Linked DNA regions of Homo sapiens: regions 1 and 2 are each linked to region 3. Evidence: chromatin loops called from intact Hi-C (ENCODE). Cell type or tissue: CD4-positive, alpha-beta T cell. All regions are shown on one strand. Each heading gives the region's core, and the rest is flanking DNA. Links, peaks and the distances in the headings are about the cores only.

Region 1 (5,592 bases), core at 1,804-4,303, 340 kb before region 3:
TAGTGTCTAATGGTTGCAAGGGAGGTTGGGAAAAATGATTCTTTTTTTTCTGGCTTTTATAGTGGAAGCAGGCAAAAGATTAGTTGGGTGTAGTTGTTGGGTTAGCCGGTCATCATGCTCTGCCCCTAAGTGCTCAGAATACTGAAGACTAAAGATGCAATGACAAACAAGATAGTCCTTATTGTTTTTGTTTGTTTGTTTGTTTTTTGTTTTTAGATACAGCTATAATTTTATTACAAAACTGTTCTTTTGGCATTAGTTAGTTACAGTGATAGCAAGATAATGTGAGTGTGCAGACTGGCTCTGATGGAACCACTGTATTCCCTGCTTACTGAACCAAACTTCAGCTACCTCATATCCATTACATACAAGTGACCTGCAGTTATTACTGCTACAAATCTTGACGCGTGTACCGCTGAGGGAGGAGCTGATGCTAAGGGATTTGATTACATGTTGATAAGACTACAAAAGTTCGTTTATGGGACTTTTTCTTCCTCTTCCCATGCAATGACTTTGCTTTAGAACAATCACATGGCTTAGAGCTAGTCTGAGTAGCAGCAGCACCCAAGGAGCGTCAGTTCTTGTTAAAAAGCAATACCTGTGTGATGCATTTTTACGCCACAGGCAAAGGGAAGGATCACCCTCATTTTAAACTCCTGCAGAGTCCCTTAATAAAATATCAAAGCATTCCATCAAGTTCTTCTGGGTGGTGTTATTGCTGTACATTTGTTGGTGAGTCATTTTCTGTGCTGTGTTTGCTTTGAAAGGATCTTCCAATTTATCTCCAATATTCCTTTCTTATCATGTCCTTTTCTTTAGCTAGGATTTCACATAACCCTAATGCATTATTAAGAATGTCTTCCTTATTGACACACTGGTTTTCTAGCATGTCTTCATAGATACCCACAAGAAAGGCAATTAGGTAGGGGGAACTATGACTTGGTTGTAAATCAAGTAATTGATTTAACAGATTAGGATATTTGGAAAGACCACGATCCTGCAAAATTCCTTTCAAATAGTTCCATGAACTATTATGTGGTACTAGTTGAATCATTTCCAGAGTGTATTGGACTTCTCTCTCCAATACAGCACAATCATTGTAGCCAGTGGTGTTGGAAATAACAAAATATCTTCGGTTCCAGACAGAGTTATTTCTCACATCCTCTTTGAGAAGTTGGTCCACATACTGCAGCTCATTATCCCAAAGTTTAAATTCCTGAATAACCCATTGTCGATGCTGCCAGGCATGATAATTCTTTGCATCCTGATTAAGAATATTATCAATAAATTCAGGCTCCTGAGATGGATCTCTTAGCCATTCCACTATTACTCGCCTATTGTGACAAACTAGATAGTTTTTGGGCTGCCCCTCAATTATTTCAGTGATGTAGTTCATTTCCTCATGTAGATCCTTCTGAAGTGACTTTAAGAGAACTCTCCGGAAATGTCACACTGTATAATTGGCTGCATTTAACTCAACAGCATCCCGGGTTAGCTTAAAACCTCGTTCGCTTCTTTCTTCATGCTGCAGGACAGCTCGGAAGTAATCAAACATCTCTAAATTTGTCACTATAAATGATCTGGACCACGGGATTGGGGCCATCATTCTGCGGCACTGGATCTGTATCAGCCCATTCTGTTCTGTCCCTGTACGGGACATAGGAGGGCGAATCCAGGCTCAGAAACCCGTCGTCCATGGGGGACGCCACGGCTTCCCCAGCCTCTGCTGCCATCTCTTCCTCGTGCTGCTCCTGGGGCAGCGGTGGGTGCGGCTGGGGCGGGGGCTGCTCCAGCTGCCGGGGCTCACCGCCTTGCGCAGCCTCCCCGACCCCCTCGGTGGCCGCCATCTCAAGATGGTCCTTATTCTTAAGGTGTTAACAAACAGAAGTGCAAACAAACCAGTTTTATTGCATATTGGTGCAATAAAAACATTATATGTCCCAATTAAAAATATGAAGAGGAGATATTAGAGGCCCAAAGGAGAGAATGGTTAATTCTATCTCAAGTGGGGAGGGGTGGTAGGAGATCAAATAAGACTGTATCCAAAAAGTGACATTTAAACAGAGTCTTGGAAAATAAGTAGATGCTCAGCGGGTGAAATATATTCTAGGTAAAGGAATGGAGGTTCTGAGGCACAAATCCATGTGATGCATTCCAGGAGCTGCAAGCAGTTCATTATGACTGAGGAGGAGGTTTGGAGCTAGATGATGACCCAGGAGACCTAATGAGAGATGAAGCTGGAAATTGATGCTGGGACCAAGTCACACAGAGGGCCTCCTGTGTTTCACAACAAGGACTCAGGAAACCCTCGTGATCTGGACAGTATCATTGAGATTGTATCACCTAAGCTGTCCAGTGCAACCATGAAGTGGAAAGCATGTGAAAAAAAGTGTAAAGTACCTGAAACCTTTATTGGATTGCCCTTTCACCTGGGTGCAGCTACATTTTAACACCCGAGTAGCCTGCACACTTGCTAGCCCTATTGGGTAAATACTATTGAGTCCTTAATAAACTACTGAGTTGTATTTGCCACCAACTCCTAGGGAAAGTTACTGCGCTTCTCTGGGCCTCAATTTCAACATCTATAAAATAAAAATTTACCTTCGTAGTATAGAATTTTACTTTTGTTTTCCCCCAAATGTTTTCAGATGCATGATTCAGGAACATTAGTCTGGTATAATTAAAGGGAAAACATCAAGAAAGGCTTTTGAGTCAGAAAGACCTGGGTATGAATCCTGGCTCTCCATGTGTTAACAGAGTTACTATGTGACAACTGCTTGAACTGTGGTTTTCTCATATACAAAATAGGGATAATGCACCTATCAGTGCCTGAAGCATAGCTATTACCCAATAAGTAGCACCGTTTTTATATTGTTTTTAAAATTTACATCTACCCTATAAGGTAGGTGAAATAGGTCTAATGTTACCCTAAAGTTGAAGATCCAGAGGCTTGCAGGTATTAGTAATTTGACAAAAGAGCAGCCAGCTAGATAAGTGGTAGAACAGGGCACAAATCCAAATTCTTATTCTTTTCATAAACGGTGCAGCTTCTTTCCTCCAAGCAGTAGGATGGGATTCAGATCTCTGTGATGCCTGTCAAGCGAATGATTTTACAAACAAATTAGATAGCCCCACACCTGCCTTAAATCTGAGCTCAGGGAACAGAAAGGCCTGGGTTATCTCATGCTTTATAATCATTTCTGGATGTGTGACTGGGATACTCTAGCCGTGTCTAGCTTTAGCATGACTATAACCTGCCAGGAGAGGGAGCTCATACTGACTCCATGCTAAGGTTACAGATACCCTGGAGACTTCAAGGGCTGCAGCACAGCGGGGGACAGGAAGGGTGGGGTTTTCCTTGTTACGGGTAACGACTACGCAGCTTTCTGGGAATGCATATTTTGGGAAAAACATTGACATTATTTTTTTAAAAAAAAAGGTGAGATTATGACACAGAAAGAAATGACCTTTACCAGGAGGAAGTAGAAAGAAAAAAAAGAGGAAGTGACTAGAGCAAAGCAAGACAAAAGGAAATTTGGCTCAACAGGGTAGGTTTTGTTAATGCTGCACTTTTATTTAAATAGAAGGTAGACAAATGAAATATTTTTAGACTTGTACTGCAGGAACATAAGAATGGAATGAATGTTTTAAAAAATATTCTGAGAACAGAATTAGCATGTGTCCTCTTAATAATTATTTCCCTATTTTGCTTCAATAAGTATTAACTTGCCATATGTCCAAACCCTGTGCTAGGCACTAAAGATATGGAAATGAACAATTGAGCTCTTGATCTCAAAGAATGGTCAGTACAGCAGAACAGACTTACACATGAGCAGTAAATTACAGGAAAGCCTGCCACCTTCTATGCTCTGGTTGCTAGTAGAGGACAGAGGAGAAAGCTCTTATATCACCATGGGGGAAGGTCAAAGAATATTTACGATAATTACAGATAATTTTTTTGTGGGCACTTACCACCTGGCAGGCAGTCTGCCAAGTGCTTTATGTGGATTATGTCATTTGAGCCTCATAATAATGCAGGTGTTATTCTGTGATTTTCATTCTTTAGATGTGAAAATAGAGAAGAAACTTTTCCAAGATCATAAGTGGTGGAGAGAAGTTTTCCAAGGAGAAAACCTGGGCTAAGTATTAAAAACAACAACAATAAAATCAGACAGAACTGAAAGAGAAGAAGAATGGTGAAAAGGGGAAATGGGGGAGAATATTCTGTGCAGAAATAACAGTATGAAAGAGGCTGGTCAGCAAGTGACAGCAGATTGCAGTGGAAAAATCACAAGTTGTTCAATGTTACTGGAGTGTTCAATGCATGTGGGGGGATAGAAAGAATTGAAATTAGAATGATAGGCATGGGTCAGATCACAATGGGCTAGCCATGTCCTGGAAAAGAGTTTGAACTTTATTCTGAAACCACTGAAGCATGAAATAAGGACAACAAAATAATAAGAATAAGAATATTGTTATTGTGTAGGCTGAATAATGGTCCCCCAAAGATGGTTTCACATCCTGATATGGTTTGGGTGTTTGGTGCCTCCCAAAAACAGAGCCCCATACTGAGTTTAATGCCCTGCTGTTGCTCTCTTGAAATTTTTAATAATTACTTTACAAGGGGCCATCCTGCATTTTCATTTTGCACTGGGCCTCACAAATTATGTAGCCAGTATTGCCTAATTCTAACATTAATCCTGAAAAACAAAAAAGTTATACTCACTTTATAAACCAAGAGACTGCAAATCTCAGAGAAGGAGTATAATCCATTAATAAATGCCTTGAATCAGGTAAATTCTGCTACTTGCCAGTCAGGGCCCCTAGGACAAGCTTACTAATTCCTTCCAAGCCTCACTTTCTTCTTTTGCACAGTAATTACAATATCTGCCCTGCAGAGTGGTCATGAATATAACATATGTAAAGTACTGACACAGTGCTAGCAGATCAGAGGGACTCAGATGGTAGTTGCTGTTGCTCAAAGTCCAAGACTTAGTAAGAGATGAAGAAGGATTTCACGCCTATAGTTTTCTTTTTTTTTTTCTCTCAGACTTGTATTTTGGAAGAGAATGCACAATGTGGGTTGGTGAAATGTAAGACCAGAGGCAAGAAGACCAGTTCAGAAACTGTGGCAATGTCATAGACAATTTCTGGAAAGACTGTCCATCTCATGCCGTCTCTTTTTTCTTTGATATTTGCCTCTAATACATAGAAGTCATCCTCCAGAGCTGTGTCCCCATCACATGACTCAAACTTCCTAAACTTCTTAATCTTTGTTGGTCCCCAGATTTCCCTAGAAATTTGGAACTTTGATCCAAGAGATGCAGAGGCTAAGCATTGTTGGAACCAAGTCTATTCGTAGGAGACTCTCCAGAGAAGGCCCAGAGCAACCTGCTTGCTGCTGAGGTCCCCGGAGCCACTCTGAAGCCTGCCTCTCCACAATGATTTCTCAGTTTCTCCTTTCATTCCACACAAGTATACATCCAATAAATCTTCTTCCATTCCCTTCTGAAGCAACGAGTTGCAACCAATAGAACCCTAATACATGTAACAATGCTAGAGTTATTGGGAGAAATGGTTGAAACATTAATC
Region 2 (5,592 bases), core at 1,804-4,303, 140 kb before region 3:
GAACCCAGGAGGTGGAGGTTGCATTGAGCCAAGATCACATCACTGCACTCCAGCCTGGACAACAGAGTGAGACTCTTGTCTCAAAAAAAGCAAAACAACAACAAAAAAAGAGGCTGAGCACAGTGGCTCACGCCTGTAATCCCAGCACTCTGGGAGGCCGAGGCAGGCGTATCACCTGAGGTCAAGAGTTTGAGACCAGGCTGGCCAACATGGTGAAACCCTGTCTCTATTAAAAATACAAAAATTAGCCGGATGCGGTGCTGCGCACCTGTAGTCCCAGCTGCTTGGGAGGCTAAGGCAGGAGAATCATTTGAACCTGGGAGGCAGAGGTTACAGTGAGCCAAGATCACGCCGCTGCACTCCATCCTGGGCGACAGAGCGAGACTCTGTCTCAAAAAAAAGAAGAAAGAAATATATCATGTAAATAGTGTGTTGTGTGATGGGGTGGCTCTATTCATAAATGCATGTAAAATTTTTTCCCTGTATCATTGATACATAGTTTGGACACTGAGGCACTAGAAGTGAGGTTAATGAGTATTTTACTGTGTAGTGTATTGCAAATGTGATTCAAGTTCTGTGAATATTAAAAGTAAGAAAAGAGTTTTATTAAAAATATTAAAATTGCTGTGATATTTTGTATTTTAGAATCTTGTTGTTTAGGTTCATTTTAATAGGGAAATTAGTTTTTTCTAGGGGAAGACATTCATCCTTTTCAGAAGAGCTACTGTTCTTTGAATCTTATATAAACTTAAGATATGATATTAGATTATTTTTCCAAGCCTCCTTAGAAATATGCTGTCATATGAAGAAACTGTTCCTCTTTTGAGATTTATATTAATGAGACTTTTCTCCCTTGTTTTTAATGTTTTTATCTGTGGTGGGTGGAGAAGGTGACACTAAAGTAGCAAAGTTTTTCTGGTAAATAAAACACGTTTCCAAAATATCTTTCTAGCACATCAAAGCTGCCCAATGATCTGCTTGATTTGCAGCAGCCAACTTTTCACCCATCTGTACATCCTATGTCAACTGCTTCTCAGGTAGCAAGTACATGGGGAGGTAAGCATTGATGAATTCTATTTTAGATGTTACATGCATCTCTCCTCCTCATTCTGTGGTGTTTACTTATTTGTAGTTTTTTATTACACTTGATACATGAGAACTTGATAAGTATTAAAATGGCAATGAAGCAATTTTATCCCTTGAAGGTATGTTCATTTATTATAAATAATTTAGGAATTTATGTTCAATTAAATTATGAAATGACATTTAATAAAGATAAAACTAAATGTAAGAGGAAGGACCAAGTGTGTTTTTAACTATGAGATTATTCTTTTAATGTTGAATTTTTATTCCATAACCAGAAAATGCATGGTGGTTATTTCGATTTTGGTGTAGAATTTTTTTTTTTTAACTTTTGGGGAATAACTTATCTTTGTGTTAAGTATATGATATAGTTCTAATAAAACTCAGATGGTATTATCACACAGGGAACATGTTGTGACCATAATTGTCTCGACCAGCTTTATGGTCAAGACATAAATGTTTTAAATGTTTTTTTAATTAAGACCTGAAAGATTTTGCTAGTCAAAGAATTTTCCCCTTGTACCAATAAGAATGTTTGCTGCCCTTAAGCAGTTCTGAAGTGATAGGCTTATCTCTCATAGCAAGATAAGTTAATTATTCTAATGAGTTTTTATAGTATATAAACAAAGCTTTTTTTCATTTTATTTTAATGATTTGAATTTAAGAACATTTTAAATTATTTTTTTGAAGGAACTATATCCTAGAAAGTAAGCTCTGTGAAGGCAGGTTTTAAAATATTTTGTTCCGACAAGTAGTTTGTAAATGTTTGTTGAATAAGGTGGGGCACAGAGCAGATAGTAAAACCCTAAAACACTAGATTTCATGGTAATTTTGTGAGCCTGAACTTGATTTAAAAAACTAATTGACTTTGAAGGCTAGTTTAATTTAGCTAAGTTTTAAGATCTGAGAGTAATTCCTAAAAATGACAAGATATTAATAGTTTAAAGTTAAGTATTTTAGAATTATTTCAGAATGAACTATAGATAGTAAATTAAGATTAAGAAAGCAGTTTCTTAATATCCTAATGTTATGTTCTGATTTTTGGATTCTTAATTATTTTCTGCCTTATTGTGAATTGCTTTAGAAAAGGTTAGTAGAATTAACATGACCATTTAAGCAGTTTCAGCTTATTTCCTTTTTTAAAGAAATGTAGTAGTCTTTTTAAAACTAAGGCTGAGTTGTTTTTCTAAATAGACTAAAAATTTTATAGAAGGCCAAATAAAAATATATTAAACATTTCAAAGAAGCTGAACTGCAATTCCTGTTTTGTCTGGACACCATGTACAACTAAAAATGACAAGTTGAAGTTTCTACTTGAACTTGTTAAAGTCACATATGAAAGCAGATAGACTATTACTGTGGAAGAACAATTCTAAGTAATTTCAGTCTGTAAGAATTGTTCTATGTCCTGTTATAAGACATTATTCCATCAAAGTCTCTATGTGACAGACTGCAATATATTGGAATACATTTAATCATGTTTTACTTTTCTATTTTCGGTTATTTTGCTTTGTATGCTGTTTCTGTAAAAATTTCCCCCATATTAAGTCCTATAAATTAATCAGAATTAAATCCTGTCTTAACTTTCATATAAGGATATTTGGCTTCTGAGTTGGTGATAAACAAGGTTTTGACTTCTGCATGATACTGAAGAGTACTTTAAGCCAAGAAAGTTCTAATTCAAGTCAGTACTCATATCCAGGACAATCAGATCGATATATTTTTTTTAATTTTTAAAATTAAAGTTAGACTAAACTAACTTAAACTTAGACTGAAATAAAGAAATCTCATATAAGGCCAGGTGCGATGGCTCACACCTGTAATCCCAGTACTTTGGGAAGCCAAGGTGGGCAGATCACATGAGGACAGGAGTTCCAGAACAGCCTCGCCAACATGGCAAAACCCTGTCTCTACTAAAAATACAAAAATTAGCCAGGTGTGGTGGTACACATCTGTCATCTCAGCTTCTTGGGAGGCCGAGGCATGAGAATCACTTGAACCCCGGAGGCGGAAATTGCAATGAGCCGAGATTTGTGCCACCACACTCTAACCTGGGAGACAGAAAAGAAAAGAAAAGAAATCTCATGTATGAGAAGCTTAGATCATAACATTAAATGCTTAAGGTATTTTGAAGTTAACTATTTACTTGAACACTTAAATATGTAACATTTTACATATAATGCTGCTGTTATAGTATATGACAAAGCAAAGGTATGATTTTTTTCATAATCCCCAAATCTTGTACTGTTCTTTTATTGGCTTTTATTAGCTAAAAATGAATGCCAATAACAGACGTAGTATTTAATTTAGTTCTTTTAAACACCACAGAAATGATGCGCATTCCTAGTCATAGATTAGTGATAAGATAGAGATAAAGGGAAGAAAAGTTTATATGTATATATGAAAGACATTTAAGATTCTACCTTTTGGTAGAATGAAAATGGGAGAACACAAGCTCTCTTGTTGGCCTCATTGTATTATTAATGAGCCTTGACTTTTTCAACAAATGTTGTGGAGTCTAAACAAGCAGTCGGTATTGAATACTAATATCTGAGAAGACCTAGGTTTTCATCACCCTGAAAATTTTGGATGATAGCAAACTTTGAATTTTTATATCTAAAAATATACAATATTATCAGTTTGGTACACTGTTGAATATTTGAAGCAAGATTTCAGATTTTAGTTTAGGTGTAATAGAATTATCCATTCTGAAGTTTAATTTGCTTTACTTTTAGCTGGCATGAAACACAAAACACTTGATGAAAAAATTTGATTATCTGGGCAGGTGCAGTGGCTCATACCTGTAATTGCAATACTTTAGGAGACCAAGGCAGGAGGATTGCGTTAGCCCAAGAATTTGAGACCAGCCTGGGCAATATAGCAATACCTTGTCTCTACCATGTTTAAAAAAAAAAATCAGTTTAGTGTGTGTGAATGTAGGTATCAGTTGTTTAGGACTTAAAGGCGATAATATGACTGTGGTGCCATTTTAATCCTTGTTTTAACTTTTTTTGGATTTTTTTAGATGACTCTAGTGTAGCATAAAATTAAACTTTTGCGCCAGGTGTGTGGTGGCTCACGCCTGTAATCCCAGCACTTTGGGAGGTTGAGGTGGGTGGATCATTTGACGTCAGGAATTTGAGACCAGCCTGGCCAACATGGTGATACCCCATCTCTACAAAAAATGTAAAAATTAGCTGGGTGTGGTGGTGTGCACCTGTAATCCCAGCTACTCGGGAAGCTGAGGCACGAGAGTCGCTTGAACCTGAGAAGCAGAGGTTGCAGTGAGCCAAGATCATGCCCCTGCATTCTAGCCTGGGCGACAGAGCGAACCTCTGTCTCAAAAAAATGAAAAAATTAAACTTGAATGAATAATGAAAAAAAAAGGGACAAAACTATATTTAAAAATTTTAGACTGGGTGCAGTGGCTCACACTTGTAATCCCAGCAGTTTGGGAGCTGAGACAGGCAGATTATTTGAGCCCAGGAGTTCGAGACCAGCCTGGACAACATGGCAAGACCTTGCCTCTACAAAAAAATCGGAAAATAGCCAGGCATGGTGCCATACACCTGTGGTCCCAGCTACTCAGAAGGCTAAAGTGGGGGGATTGCTTGAGCACAGAAAGGTCGAGGCTGCAGTAAGCTATGATTATGCCATTGCATTCCAACCTAGGCAACAGAGCAAGACTCTTATTTAAAAAAAAAAAAAAAAACTTTAAGGGATTTCGAATTGCCAGTTTAATAGGTTAACTTGAAATAGCTGGAGCGTTATTATTATACCTTAATGAATTGGTTTTTATTATTATAGTGTAATGTCCATTAATAGATTAACATCTTGTAGATTACCTGTAGTGTTTTGTCAAGTAGATTAGGAACTGGTTTTCCTTATCTGATTGATCTAATTATGAATGCATTTGCAAATATTTCTGAATATTCTTCTCTAAGGTGTTTCACGTAATAGGAAGTGATTGAAATTAGGTGCTAGATAAAACCTATCTGTCAGTAGAACAGCGGATGACTGGTAACCTTTCCTGAACATGTGTTTTCTCATAAACCAATGGATCTGTTACAGAAATAATGTGTCTTTAAAAAATTACGTATTTCATGGCTTTTTTTGCGTGAAAAACAGATATTTTACTTGTCTGACAAAATATAATGTACTTTTAAAACTCTATGCAGCTGTTAATATCATGTATTTAAAAACAGAACATTCGGCCGTGTGTGGTGGCTCATGCCTGTAATGCCAGCACTTTGGGGAGGCCAAGGCGGGTGGATCACCTGAGGTTAGGAGTTCGAGGCCAGCCTAGCCAACATGGTGAAACCCCCGTCTCTACTAAAAATAGAAAAATGAGCTGAGCGTGGTGGCACGCGCCTGTAATCCCAGCTACTCAGGAGGTTGAGGCAGGAGAATTGCTTGAACCCAGGAAGCGGAAGTTGCAATGAGCTGAGATCACACCATTGCCCTTCAGCCTAGACAACACAGCGAGTTCGACTCTGTCTCAAAAAAAAA
Region 3 (5,592 bases), core at 2,026-4,525:
TGGCACAACCCAGGTTGACCAGCTGACCCTCAGCTAGCAGGATGATGTGGTGTGCATTCTTCAGCTGATACCAGTCCACCTGGGGCTTGATGTTGACTCTCTCCACAGTATTCTTGTTGAGCCACTTGACATCAATCTCCATGTCAAAGTGTCCAGTGTTACAAATGATGGCATCATCCTTCATCTGCTTAAAGTGCCAGCCAAGGATGATGTTAACACAGCCTGTGGTGGTGACAAAGATGTTGTCCTCCTGACAGGCCTCGTCTATGGTGGCCACCTCATAGCCCTTCATGGCAGCCTGCAGTATGTTGATGGGGTCGATCTTGATGATGATGACATGGGCCTGAAACCCCACAGGGCCTGGGCACAGCCTTTGCCCATGTCGCCACAGCCTGCTACCACTGCTACCTTGCTGGCAATCATCACGTCTGTGGCCCACTTGATGCTATCTATGAGGGACTCCTGGCAGCCGGAGAGGTTGTCAAACTTGCTCTTGGTGACGGAGTTGTTGACATTGATGGCAGGCACTTTCAGGATCCCATTGGCCATCATCTTGTGTAGCTTGTGGACCCCAATCATGGTCTCCTTGAAGATGCCTCACATCCCCGACAAGAGCTGTGGGTACTTGGTGTGGATGAGGTTGGTGGGGGCCCAAGCGACATCCAGAATCACGTTGAGGAGGCCGTCTTTGAAGTATAATGTCTGCTTGGTGCACCACAGGTACTCCTCCTCTGTTTCGCCCTTCCAGGCGTACAACTGGAATGCCAGCCTTGGCAATGGCAGCTGCCTCATGGTCCTGGGTGATGTTGCAGCTGGACCACTGCAGCTTGGCACCCAGGGTAATGAGGGTCTCAATGAGGATGGCCATCTCCATGGGTCCTATGGAGGCAACTGGTGATGCGCGTGCCCTTCGAGGGCTTGGAGGGTTGAGTACAGCTCCCACATGCACGTCAGGCCCGGCATCTGGTTCTCCACAATATCCAGGGCTTTGCATCCCCAGAAGTCCAGGCCAATGTCAGTGACTTTGTAGGGCAGTTTGTCAGACATGCTGGTGGTGCTTGTGATAGACATGGCTGAAGGGGCCCAAGCCTCGATCTGGGGACAGGCACTGGGGGTATGGCACTGGGCAGGGGGTTCCCAGGTAGTTTATTCGTTTTGTGGCTACTGCAAATGAGATTGCACAGAACACATGTTTAACTTAATTAGAAATGGTCTCCAGTAAATGTTTTTAAAAATCCTGAATTAATTTAAAGCCATTCAGTGGTAATAGTACCACCTAAAACATTAATTTTAAAAATTGAGACCGCTTTTCATATTGATTATGTATATATGATAGGGACCAAAATTGTTAGTGTTAAAATGTAAAATTTGCCCGGTTTGGAAATATGTTAAAATCATATATTAAAATCAAGGTATTTAAAAATATCTAGATGAGTGACATTTTCAAGTTTCACTTGGACGACTGATGATGTACATTACATTAGCATGTATTTTCTTCACCAATCCTTTAGTCATGGCACATTTTTCTACTGCAGTACCCAAAGATATTGGAGTCTTAGCTTTAAAATTAGTCCGTCTTCTGATCCAGAGTTGCTAATATCAAATAGTTTGAACTGCAGTATATTACACTAACTTCTCTAGTAACCAGAACTACATTTTTTTCCCACTCTTACTGTCCTTCAGTTTTAGAATTATCAACAAAGAAAAGAAAAATAACTATGAAAATATTATTATGAGGATAAGGGAAAAATATGCAATAATAATGGTAGAGAACAAAAAGGCTTCTTTCTACCTTCAAATAGCAGTAGTGAGTCTAAAGAGGATCTTCTGGAGGTGGCTGTAAGGCAATCCATGAGCAATTATCACATAGACTGATAAATACCCAGTCATTATTTTTCCCCTCTGTCATCACAGGAATCTTTCTTTTCCTTTTTTTTTTTTTTTTTTTGGCTTAGATAGGGCACTTTTTCCCATCTCTTAATCACTTCCTCAACTCTCTCTCTTGCCCAGCAGAAAATTATGGGATAAGGAAGGGAGTGAGGCAACAACATGGCACTGTACAAATGTGACAAATTCATAAAAGAAACCAAGTGTTTTCTTTAGAAGAATGTTGTAGTATCCAGAGCAAGAAGTTGAAACCAATCTATGAATTGGGATATGAGGGTAAAAGACATCAATAACACACTTAGCACATATGAAGTACCTACAGCGGAAGAGCATTGCGCTGGTATTGAGAAGGATGCAAGAGTATGTGAGGTCCTCAGAAAGCATTCACTAGACTCAGAATTTGGTGAGAGAGGCACTAAGAGAAGCAAGACCGAGCTTAGTCCCAGCTCCTGCACAGAGTTGTATAACCTAGGCCAAGTCTCTGAACCTCTGACCTGTTTCCTCCTCCATCTGTCCTAGTTGCTGTCCGGGCTATGAGGCTCCAAACGCTTTGGGAAAACTGTCAAGTGATAAAGCCTCATAAGAATGGAAGGCATTCTTAGTCTGCTCTGCGTCTGCTGTGTGCTAGGGGCTGTGTGAGGGCACCGTGAAGGTTACAAACCTGAATCAAATTCAGAGCCTGCCTTTCGAGAGGGCAAATAATGTATCCAGGGGTTCTACCGCAAGGCGGAGAGATGGGTTAACATTCTGATCAGATTAAAAAGGCCTGCCCTCCTTCTCATCTCCTGGGTGGAGAAGAGGAGTGGGCCTATCAGAGCCCTTCCCAGCAGCTCCTAACGGCCCAAGAACGGCGCTTCGTGGACAAGACCAGGAGGGCGCGACCCCCAGGCTGATCTCGAAGCGGCGCAAGCCCAGGCCCGTGGAGAGTGGAGCCCGTGGAGGGTGGTCGGGGGGAAGCTTATAAAGTCTTCAGTGTCAGACTGGAAGGAGTCGGGGGCCAAGAAAAGAGGCCAGCCAGTCTCCTGACATCCCCTCCACAGCCTGCAGGGGCGGATACCCGGCCCTGGGCGGACAGCTCGCACTTCCTTTCAGCCCGCCGGCCAGGCCTACCGGCTCCACTGCAGCGGCTGCTGCGCCCTGCATTTCCAAGGCAACCGACGTCCTCCTCCCTACTCCCTCCCCACCCGCCCTAGCTTAGCCGCGAACGGCGGGCCGAGCGCGCCATCTGGTGGCGACGCAGGGAAGGGTCCCGGCCGAGCGCCCGCGCCGCCGCCTTGGTAGCAGCGGTAGCGCTCTCCCGCCTTCCTCCGCGCGGGATTTTCGGCGTCCCTCAGCCAGCTGGTCTCAAACGCTCACGCGCTCGTTGGCTCCCTTTAGTCGCAAGCCTGGAAGTTGGTGACTGTAGACACAGGGCCCACGGGCTTCGTGCTGTGACCGTGAGCAGGTCATTTGGATCTCAGAGTTTGTGTCTTCCGCTGTAAAATGAGACGCCTGGACTCGGTGGCGCTTTCCGCACAGTTCGGGGGACGGGGACGGGGCCTGGTTGTCTGGTGAGGCTTCTGCGCGCCTCTGTCCCGCTGCGCTCCTTCCACAATGGCGGCTTGTCTTCTTTCTACTTTCGTGCACTAATTCTTTGGTTTTAGCTCTTAATAAGAATGGCAGGTCCCTGGACTAAATGCTTACAGGGCAACTTCCTGCTGTATAAGTCCTTGATTCTGTTTTTCTTCTCGCTTTCCTTTTTTGTTCGTAAACCTAAAGAAAGGAATTTAAGTCCAGCATTTCCCACTCTTCGCTTTTTGCTGTTCTTTCCTCCGAGAGAGAAAAAGAAAATCCTACACGTACAGCCTTTAAAGTTCCTCTTTCCTCTCCTGCATTATTTCTCATTATCTGCCGCAAGATAATTTTCTTTTTTTGGTACTTGACACTGGCTTTGAACGGACAACTTTTTTTTTTTTTAATGAGTGGAAATATTCATTTATTCAGCACTTAGAAATAACAGTTCTTGATAATATTATGATTTATAATTTATACATGGTGTATTTTAATGAATTGCAGGTGTTTAAGAAATAAGTAATATAGCAGGGCGCGGTGGCTCATGCTTGTAATCCCTCACGCCTACAATCCCTCACGCCTGTAATCTCAGCAGTTTGGGAGGCCGAGGTGGACAGATTGCTTGCGGTAAGGAGTTTGAGACCAGCGTAGGCAACATGGCGAAACCCCATCTCTACGAAAAATTAGCCAGGCATAGTGGTGAGTGCCTGTAGTCCCAGCTACTTCGGAGGTGGAGGCCGAAGAATTGCTTGAGCCTGGAAGGCTGAGATCTCAGTGAGCCGAGACTGCCACTGCACGGGTGACAGAGCGAGCCTCTGTCTCAAAGAAAGAAAGAGTATGTACCTGGATATGTATTTTTATTTTTATTTTTATTTTTTACAGCTTAACGAGATTTTTTTATTTTCCTGACTTTTTGCTTTGGAGAATTAGTCAGTAGTTAAGGTCTATCTTGTTCGTTTACTATGGGGTTTGAATTTGAGATGGGGCTGACGTCACTTTGGGGCCCTTTTCTTTTCTTCTTTTTTTTTTTTTTTTTTATTGATCATTCTTGGGTGTTTCTCGCAGAGGGGGATTTGGCAGGGTCATAGGACAATAGTGGAGGGAAGGTCAGCAGATAAACAAGTGAACAAAGGTCTCTGGTTTTCCTAGGCAGAGGACCCTGTGGCCTTCCGCAGTGTTTGTGTCCCTGGGTACTTGAGATTAGGGAGTGGTGATGACTCTTAAGGAGCATGCTGCCTTCAAGCATCTGTTTAACAAAGCCCATCTTGCACCGCCCTTAATCCATTTAACCCTGAGTGGACACAGCACATGTTTCAGAGAGCACCGGGTTGGGGGCAAGGTCATAGATCAACAGCATCCCAAGGCAGAAGAATCTTTCCTAGTACAGAACAAAATGGAGTCTCCTATGTCTACTTTTTTCTACTCAAGACACGGCAACAATCTGATTTCTCTATCTTTTCCCCACATTTCCCCCTTTTCTATTCCACAAAACCGCCATTGTCATCATGGCCTGTTCTCAATGAGCTGTTGGGTACGCCTCCCAGACGGGGTGGCGGCCGGGCAGAGGGGCTCCTCGCTTCCCAGAAGGGGCGGCCGGGCAGAGGCGCCCCCGACCTCCCGGACGGGGAGGCGGCCGGGCGGAGGCGCTCCTCACTTCCCAGACAGGGTGGCTGCCGGGCGCAGGGGCTCCTCACTTCTCAGACGGGGCGGCTGCTGGGCGGAGGGGCTCCTCACTTCTCAGACGGGGCGGCCGGGTAGAGACGCTCCTCACCTCCCAGACGGGGTCGCGGCCGGGCAGAGGTGCTCCTGACTTCCCAGACTGGGCAGGCGGGCAGAGGGGCTCCTCACATCCCAGACGATGGGCGGCCAGGCAGAAACACTCCTCACTTCCCAGACGGGGTGGCGGCCGGGCAGAGGCTGCAATCTTGGCACTTTGGGAGGCCAAGGGAGGCGGCTGGGAGGTGGAGGTTATAGCTAGCCGTGATCATGCCACTGCACTCCAGCCTGGGCAACATTGAGCACTGAGTGAACGAGACTCCGTCTGCAATCCCGGCACCTCGGGAGGCCGAGGCTGGCAGATCACTCGCGGTTAGGAGCTGGAGATCAGCCCAGCCAACACGTGAAACCCCGTCTCCACCAAAAAAAATACGAAAA

What was found. Peaks named below come from ENCODE experiments on the same cell type or tissue, not always from the same donor. Only the 100,000 strongest peaks of a DNase experiment are listed, where the experiment ranks them.
Region 1: it touches region 3 in a loop (19-fold over the local background); 22 of 110 quality-filtered maps call a loop at or near these places.
Region 2: it touches region 3 in a loop (2.8-fold over the local background); 4 of 110 quality-filtered maps call a loop at or near these places.

What each region holds. Positions count from the first base shown.
Region 1 is chr11:86,191,389-86,196,980 of GRCh38, reverse strand. LINC02695 (long intergenic non-protein coding RNA 2695) reads left to right here and starts at 3,483. Exons shown (of 2, transcript XR_001748524.2): 1 at 3,483-3,548; 2 at 4,067-5,513. It also overlaps the pseudogene FNTAP1. In CD4-positive, alpha-beta T cell, for the core only: a CTCF peak has its summit at 3,285 (motif pointing right); a DNase peak (open chromatin) is centred at 3,280; H3K4me3 peaks cover 512 bases.
Region 2 is chr11:85,992,290-85,997,881 of GRCh38, reverse strand. PICALM (phosphatidylinositol binding clathrin assembly protein) reads left to right here. Exons shown (of 20, transcript NM_007166.4): 12 at 953-1,056. Among named protein-coding and RNA genes, the nearest start is that of PICALM, 74 kb to the left of the region's middle. In CD4-positive, alpha-beta T cell, for the core only: no CTCF peak of the experiment used is centred there; no DNase peak of the experiment used is centred there.
Region 3 is chr11:85,852,541-85,858,132 of GRCh38, reverse strand. CCDC83 (coiled-coil domain containing 83) reads right to left here and starts at 2,750. Exons shown (of 11, transcript NM_001286159.2): 1 at 2,549-2,750. It also overlaps a transcript of SYTL2 not described here and the pseudogene AHCYP6. In CD4-positive, alpha-beta T cell, for the core only: CTCF peaks have their summits at 2,909 and 3,116 (motif pointing left); a DNase peak (open chromatin) is centred at 3,162; H3K4me3 peaks cover 1,143 bases; H3K27ac peaks cover 397 bases.